Regions from separate parts of the Homo sapiens genome. Here region 2 is linked to region 1. The links are chromatin loops, found by intact Hi-C in ENCODE. Cell type or tissue: endothelial cell of umbilical vein. All regions are shown on one strand. Links, peaks and the distances in the headings refer to the core of each region. The heading gives the core; the rest is flanking DNA.

What was found. Peaks named below come from ENCODE experiments on the same cell type or tissue, not always from the same donor. Only the 100,000 strongest peaks of a DNase experiment are listed, where the experiment ranks them.
Region 2: a loop joins it to region 1, with 6 times the contacts of the local background. A loop is called at or near these places in 2 of 110 quality-filtered maps.

Annotation. Positions count from the first base shown.
Region 1 is chr2:217,989,716-217,999,723 of GRCh38, reverse strand. TNS1 (tensin 1) reads left to right here. Exons shown (of 33, transcript NM_001387777.1): 2 at 8,668-8,782. TNS1-AS1 (TNS1 antisense RNA 1) reads right to left here. Exons shown (of 4, transcript NR_135524.1): 4 at 7,109-7,321. Among named protein-coding and RNA genes, the nearest start is that of TNS1, 8.3 kb to the left of the region's middle. RefSeq lists enhancers at 2,653-3,430, 3,431-4,209, 4,611-5,110, 5,721-5,770. In endothelial cell of umbilical vein, for the core only: a CTCF peak has its summit at 5,689 (motif pointing right); DNase peaks (open chromatin) are centred at 4,713, 5,783 and 6,303; H3K4me3 peaks cover 236 bases; H3K27ac peaks cover 2,998 bases.
Region 2 is chr2:217,810,632-217,820,639 of GRCh38, reverse strand. TNS1 (tensin 1) reads left to right here. Exons shown (of 33, transcript NM_001387777.1): 24 at 1,881-2,950; 25 at 5,642-5,728; 26 at 6,824-6,955; 27 at 7,333-7,425; 28 at 8,195-8,272. Among named protein-coding and RNA genes, the nearest start is that of SNORA115, 18 kb to the left of the region's middle. RefSeq lists enhancers at 5-505, 6,064-7,263. In endothelial cell of umbilical vein, for the core only: no CTCF peak of the experiment used is centred there; a DNase peak (open chromatin) is centred at 4,089; H3K27ac peaks cover 2,126 bases.

The DNA.
Region 1 (10,008 bases), core at 726-8,725:
TGCACAATTCCGGTCATGCAGACATCAATCTGACTCTTTGGTCCTGAACTCGTTCTCTCTAGTTTGGTTGACCTGTAAGGGCCTCCTGACTGTGGGTTTGGGAGGTAGGCTGGGCTGCATGAGAATCACCAGGGTCTGAAATAAGACTCTCCTTTTGCAAAGTTTTGCAAAGTAATGTGTGAGGCACAAAATTGGGAAGAGCACTGCCCTTTTATTCTGCAGTGTTGAAAGGAAGTGTAGCATGCTGGCCGAGAGTGCAATGCCTGGGCTGGATCCCGGGCCTGTCACTTGACAGCTGTGTGACCATAGGCAAGTAGTTTCACATCTCTGTGCTTTGGTTTCCCCACCTACCTATAGGGTTGTTCGGTTTTGAATGAGCTAATCCACACATACATTTAGAAAAGTGTCTCTCACATGTAAGAGCTCAAGAAATGTTAGTGCTTCTTGTAGGATGGCACATTTTCAAGGCTACCCAGCAAGTCAGAGTCAAGACTCCAACCCCATCTGCTGCATCCTCTGCCAGGCTTCTCCATTCTGGGAATGCTTTGGGGCAGGACATGTGGGGTCCGTGGGAATCAAGCCCTGAGAATGACGCATGAGCCCTAAGTCAGCGAAGAGGACTGTGGCGGGCAGCCCAGGGTCAGGGCATGGTGTTGGGGAGGTCGTGTGATGGAAGAAGCATCCCATCATTTGGCTTTCTAACCACACCCCCCACGCAGCTTTCCATCCTTTTCACGGATTATTATGGAGGGCCTGCTCTCTTCAAGCTGCTTGCACATACTGGCACATGATTGCAAGCAGGATGGGTGTTACCAAGAGGGAACCTCTGGGGGATGTAAGGGGGACCTAACCTGGACTGTAGGGAGAAGGTGTCAGGAAAGACTCCTCGGGAGGTGAATTTTAAACTAGATCTAAAGATGAATCTGGCCAGGCACAGTGGTCACACCTGTGATCCCAGCACTTTGGGAGGCCAAGGAGGGAGGATTTCCTGAGCCTAGAAGTTCAAGACTGGCCCGAGCAACATAGTAAGACCATGTCTGTACGAAAAATAAATAAGTTATCTGGGCATGGTGGTATGCGCTGGTAGTCCCAGCTACTTGGAGGCTGAGGTGGAAGGATCACTTGAGCCCTGGAGGTCAAGGCTATAGCGAGCTATGATTACACCACTGCACTCCAGCCCAGGCGACAGAGCAAGGCCCAGGGCCATGGAGGAAAGGCCCTGGGAAAGTTCCTCACTCCAGCGCAGGGCGTCATTGTGAGGATTAAACGAGGAAATCCAGTCCAATCCCTCACTAGAGTGCCTGGCCCCACTGATGGGGCCTCAGACTAGCCCCATCTCTGAGCAGTTCCACGACAGGACATGATTTCGTTTCAGTGCAGAAAATGGGCTTGATATTCAGAAATGTGGGCAGCCTGCATTAGGAAGGAGGAGAGAGAGAGAGAGAGAGATGCTGATGGAGAGAACTCATCTCGCTCAGGAGAGAGAGAGAGAGAGAGAGAGACACTGATGGAGAGAACTCATCTATCTCACTCAGGAAACTGAGTCAGGAGCTAAAGGCTCTTGGGCAGTGGCCTGGGAAGTGCTGGGGAAATGTCACTGTCTGCCCTCCTTCCTTCCTTGGTGATTCCTGGTGCTTGGAGACCAAGAGCATCTCCTCAGCCAGAAGATGACAGTACCTGGTCACCTGGTGTCTTGGCTTGTAACAAGTGTAGCCCCACGTTCTCTTTCTTCTGAGGGCTGGTTCATGGGAATGGGGTATAATTTCACTACAGAAAACAGAGGCCAGGCAGTAGCTTCACCCATGTGATTCTTCAGACTTGTGCTAGACTCAGAGGACACAGAGCAGATGTGTGTCTGACACGTCTACCTGGCAGGTAATCTGACACACACAGAAAAGACAACACGAATCGCTCACCGCTGCTGAGCGCTCACCATGCGCCAGGCCCCATTCCACCGACTTTACGGCATAATCTCATTTCATCCTCACAACAGCCTATGGGAGGTGACTGTCATTGGTCCATTGAACAGATTAGTAGAGTGAGGCAGAGCAAGTTAAGCACTTTGCCCAGGTAACAAGTGCAGGGGCCGTTAGACTGCAGCAAGTACTGCTGTAGGCTCAAAGAAAGAGCGACTGGGAAAAGCAGGGGACACTAAGGTAATCATATTCCTCCCCAGAATTTTAGCCTGCACTGACGCATGAGGAAGTGATCAAAATCCAAATCGAGGGGCATTCTGCAAAACATCTGTCCTGTAACCTTTAGAAACATCAGTGTCAGAAAGAAAAATGAGAGGTGGATAACGTGTCTAGTTTAAAGGATGAGAGACCCAGCCACTAAAGGCAGTTCAGGATCCTGATTGTGTCCTGAATCCAAAATGAAAACGAAAACAATGCCCCGGCTCTCATGGACATTCTTGGGGCAGTAGAATGACTGTATTAGACAGTGGGATTGTATTGATGCTGAATTTCTGAGTGTGATCATAGGAGAAGGGAACATGCGTGTTCATCTTTTCCGAAGCTTTTGCACTTTTCAAACTAAAATGAGGAGACAGCGGGTAGGGATATGGATTCTGACAGGGGTCCAGGGGTATCTGGGAAGACCCCTGCTGAGGGGATGAGGTTTGAATCAGGCCCTTGAATGTGCCTAGAAGCTGGACAAGCAAAGAGGGGAGGAAGGGCATTCTGGGCAGAGTCTTAGAGGTGCAGTGGGGTGGCGGGTGGCTGGAGAGCGTGGAGCAGCCTGGGTGGACACAGGGCAGGGAGCCGGGAAGTGGATCTTGGGGATTGGGACTGGCAGGGTGGGCTGGGTAGGGACCAATACTTCTTCTCCTGCTGGCTCCAGGGAGGGCAGGGTTTATTCTGGACATCTGGGAAGACATGGCAGCATTTGGGGTGAGTGGAGGTGCCAGACCTTACAGAGCTGTAGTTGTGATCCTGGGAGGCTGTGTAGGGGCGATGGGTGGGAGCGGCCTGGTGTCGGGGCCCAGGAGGCTGCTGCAAGAGCCCTGGGGAGAAGTGCCAAGGCCTGATATAGGGCAGAGGCAGTAGGATTAGAAAGCATAGGACGATGAATGTTTAGGAGGCAAAATTCACAGGATTTGGCAACTGGTTAGTTGGGGGTGGGGGAGGTGCAGGGAGGAGTTGAGAGTGACTCAGAGCTTTCCACCCAGGGCGACCAACAACATGGTCAGGCCAAGAACATGGCTAGGGCATGGGGGTGGGGGATTTGTGTGTGTAAAGGTGAAGTGGGGTTGGAGGAAGCTGGGATTTGAGGTGCCCATGGGACTCCCAGAAGCCAGCCGGCAGCCCCACTGGGGATCTGAGCCTTCCCCACATAAACGACGCTGGATGCCCACCAGGCCTCCCAGCCTAAGGGTGAGGGGGCATGGGGCAGTGGATGGCCAGGAGGCTGAGTGAGTGCGACAGGAGTTGACCTCCCAGGTCTGTCCTAGGCCTGTGTGTGGAGATCCCCTTCTCTGGCTTGCAGACTCTGGCCCTCTCCCCACATCATCCAGGGCTTTTTGGCCACAGGAAGGCTTGTGGGAGGCAGCGCTGAGGGAGTTTTGTAGGAGGAGCTCAGGAGCTGGGGACCCCGGGGTCTATCACCCCCTTTCATCACCACCCAACCCTCACTGCTGCTCTGCCCCCACGGGGCAGGGAGGAACCAACAAACAGACTTTCCCACCCCAGGGCCAAGGACTCTCGCCAAGGCTGTCCAAGCCAGATGTGCCACACCCCTCTGGCTGAGCGGCCCGGGCAGGAAAGCTGGGCTGCATGGAAGGAGGGAAGGGAGAGGAAGCCCCGAGGGCCACGAAAGCCCTCTGATGCTGGGTGGGCTGGTGGCAGGGTGGGGGCTAGAGCTCTGGGCTTGGAGGGAGGAGAAGAAGGACTTATAGGCTGGAGCCCTTCCCCTTTCCTGGGCCCTGGCTCTTGAGAGAGGTGGGGGTTGAGGGGTGTGGGTGTGGAGAGACCAGGCAGCTCCCAGCTGTGGCTGTGTCTCCTTTTGCCCCTGAGTTTTCCCTAAGTAGGTTCCTTTGCAGCCAGCAAAGGAAGGGCCCCGGGGTGTGCTCCGTGAGGCCGTCTGCCACTTGTCAGGAAAAGTGACGATCATTGCCCTAACAAGCCACTACCCTTGAAAAGCACTTTGCACTTTTTGGGGCTTGTTTACATCCTCTGCCTGTACCTGCAGAACAACCCGGGGGGAGGGCTGGGTAGGTACCAGGCACCCCGCTTTTCTTCTTAGCCCATATTTTTGCATCTGATTGTTAAGTTTTTTTTTTCCCCACTGAGTCTCATTATGCCTTCTTGCAGTGCCTGCCCCCTGGTTTTGGTTTTGCCTTCTGAACTTCAGATGATGTCTGGTGCCTACTTACAATAACTGTTCCTTCATATATTTGAGGATAGGAGGCTCACCGACCGTAGACTTTCTCCTCTAGCATCCTGGGAACATCAAACCTATGGGACAGCTGTTTCAACAAGACCAGCGCAGTGTCCCTGTTTCACAGCGGAACTAAGTGGATGCCAGCAGAGCCTGGGGGCCACTTGCCTGGAGGTGGCAGAGCTAGTCCCTCGCTCCTACCAGAGTTTCACAGCCTCCTCCTTGGAGGAGTGATGTCTCCTCATTCATTCCACTCTCTGAATCATCTGCAAGTCCCACCCCCATCACTTTCAGTCCCTTCATTCCAAAGGGAATGTTGTGTCATTTCCCCCTCTCTCTACACTCAGACTGTCTGGTCCAAACTCCTCATTTTCATGTGGGGACTGTGAGGCTCAGGAAAGGTCACTGATATTTTCAATGCCACATAGCCTAGAAGGCAGTTCTCCAGACTCCTCCCTCAGTGCTCGCTCAGCCAGAGCCAGAACTCAGTAGGGCTGAGGGGCAGGAATGTCCTGGGGCATCCCCTGTGGCTGCTTAGAGAGGCCTAAGCAAGGGCAGAGATGGACCTGAAGCCCTGTCCCTGCCCTCCAGGCCCCAGGGGGGAAATATTTTGTAAACTCAGATTTCTTGGGGCTGGGCTGCCAGGGCAGGCAAAACTGGGGCCCCTGGGAGAAGCTGTTCTGGAAGGCTGCACATGCCACCCATGGGGTCACTGGGCTGCCAGGGCTCTCTTCTGGGAGACTCTGCTGCCCCAACTGTGCTTTGGGAAGAAGGCCTATATCCCTAGGGTTTGGGAAAAGGGCTGGATATGGGGCATGGGGAGGGAAGTTTGCTGGGTAAGTGGCAATGGGAAGCTTTGCCTGACTTTGTGGGGTGGGAGAGACAGGCTTGTGGGTTGCCAGAGTCGGACCAGGAGAGCTGGCTTTAGGGTTTCCTTTCTGCCTCCCCCAGACAGCCCTTAAACTGAACCCCAGGTCCTCTCTCTGCACCTCCCCCACCCCCAGGCCTGGACTGCTGCAGTTGACACTGACCAGGGCCCCCACCCTGGAATGTTTGTGGCAGAAATCTAAGGGAAGTCCCCCAAGTCCAGGCCCGAGACGGAAACCAGGGGAAGTGAGATAGATGAACAGAGGAGACTTACCTGCCCCTTCTTGTGGGATGGGGGTCAGAGAGTGAGGCCCAGAGCTGCCCCACCCTCACCCCAGCCCCAGCCAAAGCTCCTAGAACCTAGCTCTCTGGAATATCAGAACCCAGGAGGTGGCTGGCTGGATCTACCCCTCAGAGGCCTCCCTGACCACCAGGGGGCACTGCTGGGCTCCAGCTCCCCACCCTCCGCAGTCCCCACTTCTAGCCTGGGCTTTTGTCTCTGCTCCCCCATCCCTGACGTCTCTGTCTGCTTCTCTCTTTGAATTTCTAACCAACTTCAGAAAGGTTGAAAATACAGTGCAAAGAACATTTGTCCCCTCCAGAACTCTGAGAGTAAGTTGCTGACATGATGCCCCACCACCGTTAAATACTTTCCTGATTTTTCTACAAGGACTCTCTTACCTGACCAGCCCCGCTATCAAAATCAGGAAATTGACATGGATACTTTAATACCATTCAGTCTAGACCCAGGGAAGTCCCGCCAGTGGTCCCAGTGATGTCCTTGTGGGCATCAACAGAATCTGGTTCAGAAGCCGCCGTTACTTTCGGTTGCCAAGTCTTTTTGCTGCCTTCAGTCTGGAAAGCTCCTCAGCCTTTCCTTGATTTTCATGACCTTGTCACTTTCGGAGATTCCAAGACGTTTAATGTGTAGGTTGTCCCTTAGTTTGGGTTGGCCTGATGTTTCCTCATGATTAGGTTCAGGTTGAGGCTTTCTGGCAGGGATACCGCAGAAGCGGCGTCTGTTCTCAGTGCACCCCTGCTCCCAGCTTGGCTTCATCATCCCATTACCGTTGCAGTGATGTTAACTTTGATCACTTGATTAAAGTGGAGGAAGCCAGGAAAAGTTACTTTCTTCTTCTTTGTAATTTCTAAGTATAATGTGGGGAGGTGCTTGGAGATGACGTAAGTATCTTGTGCCTTATCAAATTTTGTTTATTCAGTTACAGTCATGAGTCACTTAACAATGGGGATACCTTCTGAGAAATGTGTTGTTGGGGGATTTTGTCATTGTGCAAGCACTATAGAGAGTACTTATATATACCCAGACGGTACAGCCTACTGCACACCTATGCTACTGTATGGTATAGCCTATAGCTCCCGGGCTAAAATCCCGCACAGCATGTCACTGTACTGAACGCTGTAGGCTGGGAACTGTAACAGGTGGTAAGTATTTGTATATCTAAACATATCTAAATGTAGAAAAGGGACACTAAAAATACAGTATCATAAGTTTATGGGACCACTGTCATTATGTGGCGATGACTGCATTTCTGATCGTCAGCAAAGACGCATTTAAGCCATTCCTATCATCATGTATTTTGATGCTCTGATCTTCCTGGATTTGGCCTTTGGGAGCTCCTGTGTCCTTCTGTCTCTCTTTCATTCTCTGACCCCCTTGTTAGTTTCTGCGTGTCTCTGTCTCATCTCTCTCATTCTCTCTGTCTGCCTTTATCTTGGTCTTTCTTTCTTCTCTGTCTGTCTGTTGCTCCTCTCTCTCTGTCCTGTCTGCTTCCCGCACCCCTCTCTCTCCCCTGTCCTTTTCTCTTTCTCTCTGTCCCCCTCTCTTTCTATGCCTTTGCCTCTTTGCCTCTCTGGCTTTCTGCCTCTGACTCGGTCTCATTTTGTCTGTTTTTCTCTCTGTCTTTCTATGGCTTAGTCTCTGTCACTCAGGACTCACCTCTGCAGTGTCTTCAGATAGGAGTCCTAGACACGCTGGCTTGTGTGTGGGATACCATCACTCTCCCTCCTCTGGACTCACAGTCCTCCTCTCCAGCCTCTATTTCAGACCCAGGGGGCTCTGGAGCAGGTGCAAGGAGGGGAACAGGAATGAGTGGATTTTCCTCCCACCTGCTCTGCACACTGCAAGGCTGGGATCATGTCTCTGTGTGTGCGCCCACGTGTGTGGAGGGGTGTCAGAGAGGTCTGTGCCTGGGAGAGGGGAGAGAGGGAGCTGCTGGTGTCTGTGTCTTGCCCCCTCCTGCTACAGCTGGGAAGGGAATCAGGTTAGACCCCAGGGTGAGTGCCTGGGGCAGGGGATGCTTTCTGTGGGGAGTCCTCTGAATAGGCCCCCCTGCCCCGCAGTGGGGCCCAAAAGGTGGGCAGTGTCTGTGCAGGGCTTTGCATCTTAGAGCATGTTCCCATATGTGATTTCAAAGGACAGACTATCAGAGCTCCAGGGGTGTGGTGCCATCCAGAGAGAGAAACTGAGGCCTGTGGTAGTGGTGGAGTGGTGACTGACCCAGGGCTTTATGGTAAGTCAGGCTCAGAGGAAGGCTTGGGCCACCAGCCTGCCTCTCATGCATGAGGTGGTGTCATTTAGAAAAGGATAGTCACATCTCTGTGTTTTCATAATGCAAAGAATTGAAAATAAAAATAAAGATGGAAGAAGCCTTCCGGGCTGGGGCAGGGGATGGTGGAGAGGGTGGAATGGGGAGAGAATGAGGGGAAATGGCACTGTGGGGCCATGGGTTAGAGAAGCGAAGGCCCATCAGCAGTACAGTGGACAAATAAACCTGCTGCATCTACACAATGGGACGGCGCACGGCAGAGACAAAGGAGAAGCTGTGTTGGATGCAGCCACCCAAAGGGACCTCAGATTCATGGTGTGTGAAGGAAGCCAAACGCAAGACTATGCACTGGATAATTCCATCTTGAGGAGGTTTAAAAATCTGGCACCATGACTCTTTGGTGATGGAAGCCACAATAGTATTAACCTTGGGGCGAGGGGACACTGACTGGGAGGAGCCATGAGGGAGTCTTCGGGGATGTGGCTCTGTGGGGTGTATGTGTGGAACGTATCGAGTGACACATTTAAAATGAGTGCAGTCTGCTGTGTGTGAGCCATGCCTTCATAATAAATGAAAAAAAGCCAAGGTAGGAGCCATGCGGGGGCTGCAGGTCCCTGGAGCTGGACTCTCCAGCTGCCGTCTGGACTCAGGCCATGGGCCCCACCTGAGTCTGGGATGAACATCCTGTCACCCCACACCTTTCTCTGTCCCTGGGCCCTCCTCCCTCCTCTGGACCCTGAGGGGCTCTTGCCATCCTTTTCCCTGTCCCTGCCTACCTCTCCCCCAGGCTCCTCTACTCCTTCCCCAGGACCCCAGCCTTCTACCCAGGGCTGACTCTGTGCCTCTCCTCCCACAGCCAGAGGATCTGGAGGCCCCCAAGACACACCGCTTCAAGGTGAAGACCTTCAAGAAGGTGAAGCCCTGTGGGATCTGCCGCCAGGTCATCACCCAGGAAGGCTGCACCTGCAAAGGTGAGCAGCGGTCTGGGCTGTGGGGGATGGGAGCACCCATCAGGGGAATGAGATGGCTGGGCCTGGGCCAGGCTGGGACTCTGCTGTGCACACATCCTTGGGGTCCCAACCTGACGCCTTGTTCTCATCTGGTGGAGGATGCTGAGCTCACTGGATGACAAGCATGTGGGTGGGTGTGGTGGGCATGGCAGGTGGAGGGTAGCATGGAAATGGCATGCAGCTTGTATGAGGATGAATGGCATGAAGAAGGTATATGGGTGTCATGCGGGTGGCATGAAGAAGGTATATGAGTGGCATGTGAGTGGCATGTGGAAGATGCATGATTAGTATGTGGTGGCATGTGGAGGTTTTGTTGAGGGTGTGTGGATGGCATGTGGCTGGTGTGTGGATGATGCATGTTGACGATGTGTGGCTGGTGTGTGGATGATGTGTGTTGAGGGTATGTGGCTGGCATGTGGATGGCGTGTGGATGATGTGTTTGAAGGGTGTGTGGCTGGTGTGTGGTGGCATGTGGAGGTTGTGGTCAGGGTGTGTGGCTGGTGTGTGGCCTATGTGTGGATGGTGTGTGGATGATGTGTGTTGAGGGTGTGTGGCTGGTGTGTGGTGGCATGTGGAGGTCGTGGTCAGGGTGTGTTGCTGGTGTGTGGATGGTATGTGGCTGGTGTGTGGATGATGTATGCTGAGGGAGTGTGGCTGGTGTATAGATGGTGTGTGGATGATGCGTGCTGAGGGTGTGTGGATGGTGTGTGGATGATGTGTGCTGAGGATGTGTGGATGGTGTGTGGATGATGTGTTTTGAGGGTCTGTGGCTGGTGTGTGGATGGCGTGTGGATGATGTGTGTTGAGGGTCCGTGGCTGGTGTGTGGATGGCGTGTGGATGATGTGTGCTGAGGGTGTGTGACTGGTGTGTGGATGATGTGTGCTGAGGGTGTGTGGCTGGTGTGTGGATAATGTGTGCTGAGGGTGTGTGGCTGGTGTGTGGATGGCGTGAGGATGATGTGTGCTGAGGGTGTGTGGTTGGTGTGTGGATAGCATGTGGTCTGTATGTAGAAGCTGTGTGGAGGGTTTGTGGCAGGTGCATTGAGGTCACATGGCTGATGTGTTTTGAGGCATGTGGATGGGATGTGGTTGGTGTGTGGGAGTCGTGTGGGTGGCATGTGCTTGGCACTGGGAGTTCTGCAAAGAAAGGACGCCCCAGCCCTCTCCTGTGGCAGCTCAGAGGCAAC
Region 2 (10,008 bases), core at 615-8,614, 180 kb after region 1:
AGACTCTGCCCTGACCATCCCTTCTTCGCCGTGCCCACTGCCCTCCCTAGCCTGGGATGTCACAGAGCCTGCAAATTCCCCTGCCAGGCCCAGTGGGTCCAGTTTGCTGCACAGTCTACATTGGCTCAATGCTGAGCCTCCCCTGCAAGTGGGGGCACCATGGGATGACTAGGGGAGCAGATGAGCAGAGGCAACTGTCTTCTGGATTCTAAGCCAAGCATTCCCCTTCCCCAGCCTCTTAACAGGCAGCAGCCTGCGTTGCTCAGGAGGCCTGACTCTGGCCGAGGGTTGCATTTCCTATTTTAAAGGAAAGGGGATTTTCCTAAGTTGTCCCAGCCACCCATTGTTGATGTTCAGTGAGCCCTGGCATTAGGAAGTTGTTCATTGTTTCTCACTCAAATCCCTCCTGCTGAAGTGTTGGCCCTTTCCAGGAAGCTAGCCTTTCTCCCCTGGGATTAGCCTTCCAGAACTCCATTTTAGTGTCTCCTTCTCTCACCCTGCTCAGCCTGGCTCTGTCTCCCACTCCTCAGAATCCAGTTTATTCTGGATTATACCAGGAGGTGGCCTTCTGCTTTGGCCCCTTCTGGGATGCAAGGTAGACTTTGCCCTAGCCTGGCCCCTGACCTTCTCCTTGCCCTTGGCTCTTGCCTGGCCCAAGAGCACACCCCCAACCAAAACCTCATATCACCCCGTGAACCTGAGCTTATCCAGCCTGGCCCAGGGAGGGCCAGCCCACAACAAGATCCTTCCAGCCTGCAGCTCCAGGTTTTGGCCCATTGGCTAAGTAAGGACCTCTCCCCATGGGGGGTTCCTGGTGCACAGCCTGCCTGCTCCCTCCCTACATACTAGTTTATGTAAGGCCCCTGTCAACCTTTGTTTCTCTCACCATAGTTGGATAGAAATTTGGGTCTAGAAGGAGTCAGGGTCACCTAATCCAGTCCTGTCATTTTCCACATGGAAAAACTTTAATAAGCAAAAAAACTCACTGGCCATCACATTGTACTGCTGTGCTTTCATCTGTCACTCCATGCAGACCTAGACTTAACTTTACAAGGGAACCTTTGACTGTGGCAATTACCCCAGGTATAGTCTCCTCTGAACTGAGTTGTTTCAGAGTCAGAATTGGTAGTGACCTCTGAGCTCATCTCATCTAACCTCCCAATGCAGGAAATTCCCTCTACAGCATTCAGGCCAATAGGTCTGTCAGCCTCTGCTTAAATGCTCCTAATGACAGGAGCCTCATTACCATGCAAGACAGCTTTCTCCATTGGTGGCCACATCCCCAGTGGCTGGAGAGCAGACCTTACAATGACCTCAAATCCCCTGATGTGAAACCTTCCCCTGTGATTCCTTGTCTTTGCTTTTTTGGAGCCATCTAGGAGTGAAAGCCCAATTCTAGCACTCTCTGTCAATGTTTAAGGATGATGATATCACACTTGAGGAAACTGAGTCAAGACAGGGCTACTCCCAGTAGGAACAGGAGCCAGGAAACTCCATTAGGAATTTCTGTGATGCTGGAGGCTATAACATGACAGCCACCTCCAGTTTCGATAGGAGAGGGCTCTTCACTTTGACATGGCTCAGGAGTGAGCATGGTGCAGTGGGGAAGACGTGGGCTTTGGAATCAGACACAGCTAAGTTGAAACCCTGGTCTTTTATAAGCAGTGTGGTACTAAGCCTACTGCTTAACCTCCCTGAGCCTCAGTTTCTTCTTCTGATGGTTCTGTAAGGTAACGTATAAAACCCTGATGTCCTTCCGCACTGCCAGTGGGACCATTCTTACTGTTGTTCATGGTTGGAGGGAGGGCAGACAGCCTGCTGTAAATCCACCCTTCATTCAGTTCTGTCCACTGACATCGCAACCTGCCATCTCTCTGCAGCACTTCAGTGGGGAGTTTCCCGTCGGGAGAGAGCAGTGACCAGGGTCCCCGGACGCCCACCCAGCCTCTGTTGGAGTCTGGCTTCCGCTCAGGCAGCCTGGGACAGCCCAGCCCGTCTGCCCAGAGAAACTACCAGAGCTCTTCTCCTCTCCCGACTGTGGGCAGTAGCTACAGCAGCCCCGACTACTCACTTCAGCATTTCAGCTCCTCTCCGGAAAGCCAGGCTCGAGCTCAGTTCAGTGTGGCTGGCGTCCACACGGTGCCTGGGAGCCCTCAGGCGCGCCACAGAACAGTGGGCACCAACACTCCCCCTAGTCCTGGCTTCGGCTGGCGGGCCATCAATCCCAGCATGGCTGCCCCCAGCAGTCCCAGTTTGAGCCATCACCAGATGATGGGTCCACCAGGCACTGGCTTCCATGGTAGCACTGTCTCCAGCCCCCAGAGCAGTGCAGCGACCACCCCGGGGAGCCCCAGCCTGTGTCGGCACCCAGCAGGGGTCTACCAGGTTTCTGGCCTCCACAACAAAGTGGCCACCACCCCGGGGAGTCCCAGCCTGGGCCGGCACCCTGGGGCTCACCAAGGCAACCTGGCCTCCGGTCTTCATAGCAATGCAATAGCCAGCCCTGGAAGCCCCAGCCTGGGCCGTCACCTCGGAGGGTCTGGATCTGTGGTTCCCGGCAGCCCCTGCTTGGACCGGCATGTGGCCTATGGTGGCTATTCTACCCCGGAGGATCGGAGACCCACACTGTCCCGGCAGAGCAGTGCCTCTGGCTACCAGGCTCCTTCCACGCCCTCCTTCCCTGTCTCCCCTGCCTACTACCCTGGCCTGAGCAGCCCTGCCACCTCCCCGTCACCAGACTCCGCAGCCTTCCGGCAAGGGAGCCCAACACCAGCCTTGCCAGAGAAGCGAAGGATGTCAGTGGGAGACCGGGCAGGCAGCCTCCCCAACTATGCCACCATCAATGGGAAGGTGTCTTCGCCTGTCGCCAGCGGCATGTCCAGTCCCAGTGGGGGCAGCACCGTCTCCTTCTCCCACACTCTGCCCGACTTCTCCAAGTACTCCATGCCAGGTGGGCCTCTCCCCCTTCCATTTTCACCTCTCCTGCTGATGAAGTAAGTAGAAGAGTGAAATATCTATCCCAGTGTCTATTCTGACATTCTCTTGGCAGACGACCCTGGGTGAATCACTGACTTCTGGGACTTAGTTTCTTTATCCGTATAAAGAGAGTTGGAGGTATCCTTACGATACGTGTGCTGTGGTTGTGGATGCTGAGATGAGGATGTGGATACAGATGAGGATGATAAAAATCATAATGAATAGTATTACTGTTATGATTATCATCGTCCTCATAGCCATTACCACTCATTGAGCACATGCTGTGTGCCAGGCTCTGAGCTGAGTACTGTGTCATTTAAGCTTCTTGGCCACTTAGTAAAGTAGGTATTAATATTATTAACCCCAGTTTACAAACTGAGGCTTAGAGGCTCTGTCACTTGTCTAGTATCATACAGTCAAGAAATGGCAGAGCCAAGGCTTCCAATCCAGGCCACGCCACCCCAAAACTAATGGTCTTCAAGCATCACTGGAGTTGTCTTTATCATGTGTCCATATCTTGGGGGTCATATTTAGCATGACCTTGAAAACCTGCCTTCCAAACCTGGATCTCCATACCTTTGCCAGCCCCACAGTGCCACATCACTCCTCGTAGACCCAACTTCATCGAAACTCATGCAGGTTTGTGCAGTGAATTCTTCACTTATCGCCAGAACTTGCCACCTTTGCCTCTACTTAGAAAGCTCATTGTCTAAACACAAAGGCCAACTTTGAACTTGACTGTGTGCACAGTGGCCCTGGATGTTTGAGGCAGATTTAGAATGTTTTGGGCAGCCTCAGATGGGCCCCAGCTCCCTAGATTCTCCCGGCGTCACTCTCAGGTCCTGCCCTGAGCCTGCCAAGCCAGGACACCTAGAATGACCCTGCACTGCCTGTTTCCTGCCGCCCACCGGGGACATCTGGTTCCCAGCCCCTCTCCTTGAAGGATGCAAAACTTCTAGTAGCTGGGACACTTCCTGTTTCCCACCATCTTCCCTGCTTAAAATAGCCTTTGGAGTCAACACAGGAAGGCACGTGGGACTGCAGCCGCCTCTGACAGCTCGTTAAACAGGCCACGGCAGCAGTGGGGCCTGGGGCTTCAGACAGAGAAAGGCAGCCTGCAGCAGTTGCATGGCCCAGCTGCCTAACCCAGAGACCTTCCTTAGCACACGGCTGCCAGGAAAGGGAGCTGACCTCTCCCCTCACACTCGCCCGGAGACAGATCCCAGAAGCATAAGGGAGTGTAAATCATAGGTTGAAATTGACTAAGCACTGGAGACACAACTTGTGTCTCCTGATCTGCTCTCTTAACTTTGCAGTGTCTTTCATGCCAACTTCTGTCTCTGAAGACAGGAGAGGAAAAATGTGGAATCCTCATCTTTTTCTGTTCTCCCTCCCTTTTTGTGTTTTCTTTGGTGCCAAAAGCTGAAGGAAGAGGTTGAGAGTGAGGGCCGCACATCCTGATGCTTAGACAGGAAGATACAGTTTAGCTGGTCCTAAACTGACTGCTAGGGCCTCTTACCAAGGTCACCATCTGTGTGACTTGGGCAAGTCACTTCTCATCCCTGAATTCCTCCTTTTATGTAAAATTAGGCAGTTGGACTGTGTCCTGTCTGAGCTCCCTCCAGAATCTAATGTTCTATGACAAATTCCCAAGGTCTGCAGAGTCTGGGCATGGGTGTGTGTGGGGGTGCTGTCTGCCTGAGAAGTGGGGTGCCTGACATGCAGTAGATGGCCTCTAGATTCTAGGCCAGCCATCACCTGTTTGATCCAAAGAGAAGTGATTTTTTTTTTGTTCTATGTGATGCAGAACATAGGCCTTCCCTGTGGAAAGTGAGGAGAGGCCTGGGGAAAAGGGGGAAGAAATGGATCTTTCTGCCCTCATCTTCATGGTGGGTATGCTGAAGTTGAGAAACTGAACCTGTGGAGAAAGGTTCTAGAAGCAAGTGTTTTAGGCCATGGGAGAAAAGCTGTAGGAAGGCTTTAGTCACAGTCTTCTAGGGAAAGGGGGACACGGGGTGGAGGAAGGCTTTCAGTGGGCTCTGTGGGAATGCAGTGCCAGGCCCTCCACCAGGAGGTGGCTCAGCCACCCAGATGGCGGGCAGGGGATAGGGGATGGATGAGGAGGCCGAAGGTCCCTTCCACTGTGTTCGCATGGTGTTCGAGGACATCAGCTTTTGATGTCAGTTTCCTGGGGCTGCCATAACAAAGGACCATGTGCTTAGTGGCTTATAAATGACAGAAATATGTTCTCTCACAGTTCTGGAGGCTAGAAGTCCAAAATCAAGGTGTTGGCAAGGTTGGCTCCTTCCTGATGTTCTAGGGGAGAATCTGTCCCAGGCCTCTCTCCCAGTTTCTTGTGGCTGCCAGCATCCTTGGTGTCCCTTGGCATGTAGACGCATCACCCCAGTCTCTGCCTGCACCTTCCATGGTGCTCTCCCCTGTGTGTATCTCTGTCTCCTCTCCTTGTAAGGACACCAGGCATACAGGCATACTGGATTAAGGCTCACCCTAATCCTGTGTGACCTCATCTTAATTTGTCTACATCTGCAAAGACCCTATTTCCAAATAAGGTCAAATTCACAAGCACTGGGGGCCAGGACTTTGATGTATGTTTTGGGTGAACACAATTTAACCCATAACACTTTCTTCCCTTCTCCTGCTTTAGACAACAGCCCGGAGACGCGGGCTAAAGTGAAGTTTGTCCAGGACACTTCTAAGTATTGGTACAAGCCTGAGATCTCCAGGGAGCAGGGTGAGTGCTGGGCTCTGTGGTGCATCAGAGGCCATAGCTGGCTGAGGCCTGCTGTGTCTTCCCTGGGCAAGGAACAGAGGCAAATTCAGTCCTCTTTGTAGCAGGGGGTCATCACAGAGGGGGCTGGGGTTGAAGCTGGACAGTAGGAAGCACTTCCTGCAGTGAAGTGTGGGAACACAGAAGCAGTAGTTGTAGACACCTCTTGGAAGGGTTCTTAAAAACAGCAAAGCCTTGGTTTTCCTGGGCAAAGTAAAAGGTCTGCTAAGATAATATGAAACCTTAGCTCTCTGTCTGCCTGATGTGGGAGGTTTTTGCATTTTACAGGGAGAGAGAACAAAGTTGGGAATAGGGGAATGATTCTCAGGGGAAGGCTGGGTGTGGGACAGGGGTCAGCAACGGCAGCCCATGGGTCAAATCTGGATGCTGCCTGCTTTTGTAAATGAAGTTTTACTGGGGCGCCCCCACACCTGCTGGCTTGCATCCTCCCTGTGCTGCTGTCCTGCTGCAGTGGCAGAGTGGAGTAGTTGTAGCAGAGGCTGCATGGCCTGCGAAGCCTGAAATATTTACTCTCCGGCCATTTACAGAGTAAGTTTGCCAGCCAGGTGTGGTGGTGCACACCTATAATCCCAGCACTTCAGGAGGCCAAGGCAGGGGGATCACTTGGGGCCAGGAGTTCGAGACCAGCCAGGGCAACATAGTGAGATCCTGAATCTACAAAAAACAAAAAGAAAATGAGCCAGGCAAAATGGCACACACTGAATAGTGGCCTGTGGTCCCAGCTACTGGAGAGGCTGAGGTGGGAGGATCACTTGAGCCCAGGAGGTTGAGGCTGCAGTGAGCCATGATTGTGCCACTGCATGCCAGCCTGAGTGACAGAGTGAGGCCCGGTCTCACAAAAACAAACATAAAAACCCAACAGAATAAGTTTGCCAACCTGAGTACAGGAAGACCCGTAGGAGTAGTTAAATTTTAACTTTAAAGAAAATTTGTCTCACCTAAGAAAGAACGAAGGTCGGTAGGCTCAATGAGACTTAAGTAAAACTAGCGCCACCGAGGTCTTGCTTCCTCCTCTCTCCTTGTCCCTTCCCCATGCAGCCATCGCGCTCCTCAAGGACCAGGAGCCGGGGGCCTTCATCATCCGCGACAGTCACTCCTTCCGAGGCGCGTACGGGCTGGCCATGAAGGTGTCTTCGCCACCTCCAACCATCATGCAGCAGAATAAAAAAGGTAACCTCATCTCCCAGAATGGGGCTCAGGACCAGGTGAGCTTTACAGTCGCTAAACCTGGAGGTGCTGGAGGGACCCAGGGTGCTGGGCAGGACCTTAACTCCCATCAGGCTCTTCGGAAGAGGGTGTCTTGGGCTTGGTGATGGTTGAGGTCAGAGATTGGGAAAGCAGGACGATTGGGTGCCTGCCATGTGTTTCCTGAGGGGTGGGAGAGCAGCAGTGGGCTCTGCAGTCCATGGGGCTCCAGCCACGTTCTCTCTTCAGTCATTTCTCCCATCTTGGCCCCGCACACTGCGGAAGTTTTGAAGCAGTCTTGGGAGGTGGTGGGAGGAAGCCATGGGCAGGGACTGAGCCTTATTTCTTTCTCTTTGTCCCAGGAGACATGACCCATGAGCTGGTCAGGCATTTTCTGATAGAGACTGGCCCCAGAGGAGTCAAGCTCAAGGGCTGCCCCAATGAGCCAAACTTCGGTGAGCTGTCCCCCTGCCCCCATCTCTACAGTCTGGCCTGAGTCTTGGTCCTGTCCTGGGTTCCTCCAGGGGTCTGACCCCAAGTTCTTTCTGACAGGCTCTGCCAGTCACCCTTGTCATAAATTCAGCAGAGAAAATGAATGAAAGCTTCTCTCCCTCCGCAGTGCGGCTCCTAACTCTGCCAAACTGCAGTCTGTGTTTGTCCGACCCAGCTGGGACTTGTTATCATTATAACTGGAGTAACAATGGTAAAATCAGCTGCCTTAATTGACCACCTACCATGTGAATGTCACAGTCTCAGCACCTTCTATCACATCTGGCCTCACAACCATCCTGTTTGGTAGGGGTCATCCTCCCTAATAGGGAGGAATTGACACATGAAAAAACGAGAGTCATCAAAGTTACATTTACCTGAGAACCAACAGGTGAGAAGTGACTGAGCTGGGATTGGATCCCACAATTCTCTGATCCTTCTGCCCTGTTCTCAGAGGAGCCCCAGTAACTGGGGTGCATTAGGAGCGATGTTAGGAGGAACTTTCTGCAAAGGAAAGTTGTTAGGTAACTTTATGACTGCGAGAGTGAACCTTGGGAATCTTCTCTGTTGGATCTTGTTCAACAAGAGGGTGTGAATTTTCAGCTTTGGTGGTGGGTTGAGGTAGAGGTAATAAAGAAGTGGAAGATTGTGTGTATCGGTGTAAGGGTAGAGGTGGAGGTTTCCCTTCTGGCTTCCAGTATCACTGCCCATGACATGCCGTCTGCCTCCCTACAGGATCGCTGTCTGCCCTGGTCTACCAGCACTCCATCATCCCATTGGCCCTGCCTTGCAAGCTGGTCATTCCAAACCGAGGTAGGAACGTGAGACTCCTGGCTCACCACCCACACCCTTGAGCTGGCCCTTGTCATGTCTTGATCCTGCCAGCCACTCCGGACATGGGCCAGGGCTGGAGGACACATGTCATTTTGCCAGTCTGGAGAAACTCAAAACTACTCTCCTTTTCTTCCTATTAAAAAAGAAGAAAAAATTTATGAAAAAGCTTGACTCCAGGAGCATACATAAATGGACTTGCCAGATTGTTCAGGAAAACTCTCCGTATGAAGAAATTCATATGGAATCCTCAGACCACGTCGTCCCAGGGATGACAGGAGACAGAAGTAGGGGACAGGAGACATGTCCTGGAGGATGAGATGGGCATCTGGGGAAGAGAGTGGGGAGGCAGACTGAGGTGTTGAGGGGTTGGTCTGGATGGAGAGGAGAGAGCAGCCTCAGGAAAGAGAAGGCGGTGCCTAAATGTCGCCAGACTTTCTAATCTGTGTGCTGGGAGGGTGTTCCCTGACTAAGGGGATGCTGAGCTGTTAGGGAAGAGCAAGTCCTGTTTTGATTGTGGGAAGTTGGAATGGACTCCAAGAGCATGAGGACATGCAGGATGAGAATTTGAGTGAGACGGCAGGGCTAGGGAAGGAGTGTTTAGCTTCTCTCATGGAGGCGCATCAGCCCTGGAGCGTGGCAGGTGGGCACCTAGAACTCCTCCCAGCATAGGCCTCTACTGCCCAGCCCTCAGCAACACAGGGCCCACCTGAGGGTCACTGGCCTCACCCGCAGTGCAAGGTCTCGGAACGGTCTGGGCTGCCTTCTCCCCACTCTGTCTGTTCAACAATAGGACCTTCAGAAGCGCTCCTAGGCTGTGGCCCTAGGATTTTTTTCTAGTCTTTCTTGGAGCTCCTGGGGCTATGCCCACACATAACACCGCCAGTATTTTTGGACAATTTCTACTTATCCAATTCAGTTCATTGAATTATTAATGGTAATGGACCAATATTATTAGCTTATAAGTTCAAATACAACTTAAATAGCACTATTAACCAATGACACAATTCAGACATGAATTGAATTATATTCCTATGGAATTCACCATTGTAGTTCAGCAATTAAAAAACTGTTTAATATTTAGATTGTATAAACCTGTTGTTTTCAAAGTATGGGCCTAGACCGGCAGTGTCAGCATATCCCAGGGACTTGTTAAAAAATGCAAATATTGGCTGGGCATGGTGGTTCATGCCTATAATTTCAGAATTTTGGGAGGCTGAGGTGGAAGGATTGCTCGAAGTGAGGCATTCAAGACCAGCCTGTAGAATATCAGAAGACCCTGTTTTTACAAAACAGTAAAAAAATTATCCAGGCATGGTGGCTCATGCCTGTAGTCCCAGCTACGCTGGAGGCTAATGTGGGATAATCTGCTAGAGCATGGGAGTTTGAGGCTGCAGTGAGCTGTGATCATGCCACTGCACTCCAGCCTGGGTGACAGAGCAGGATTCTGTTTCAAAAAAAAAAAAAAAATTATGTACCATGTACAATGTGATGTTTTGATAAATGCATACATTGTGGGTTACATCAATATGCTAATATATCCATCACTCAATTCTTATTAATATTGAAATTAGAGTTATGCTGGATCAATGGTTTAATGAATTAGGGGAATTAGGGGATTTATTGACCTACACAAAGATATATCAATGCAAAACAATAACAGCAATGCCAATTGTCACTTGAAGGCTTGCTTTATGTTAAGCACTGGCTAAGCTGTA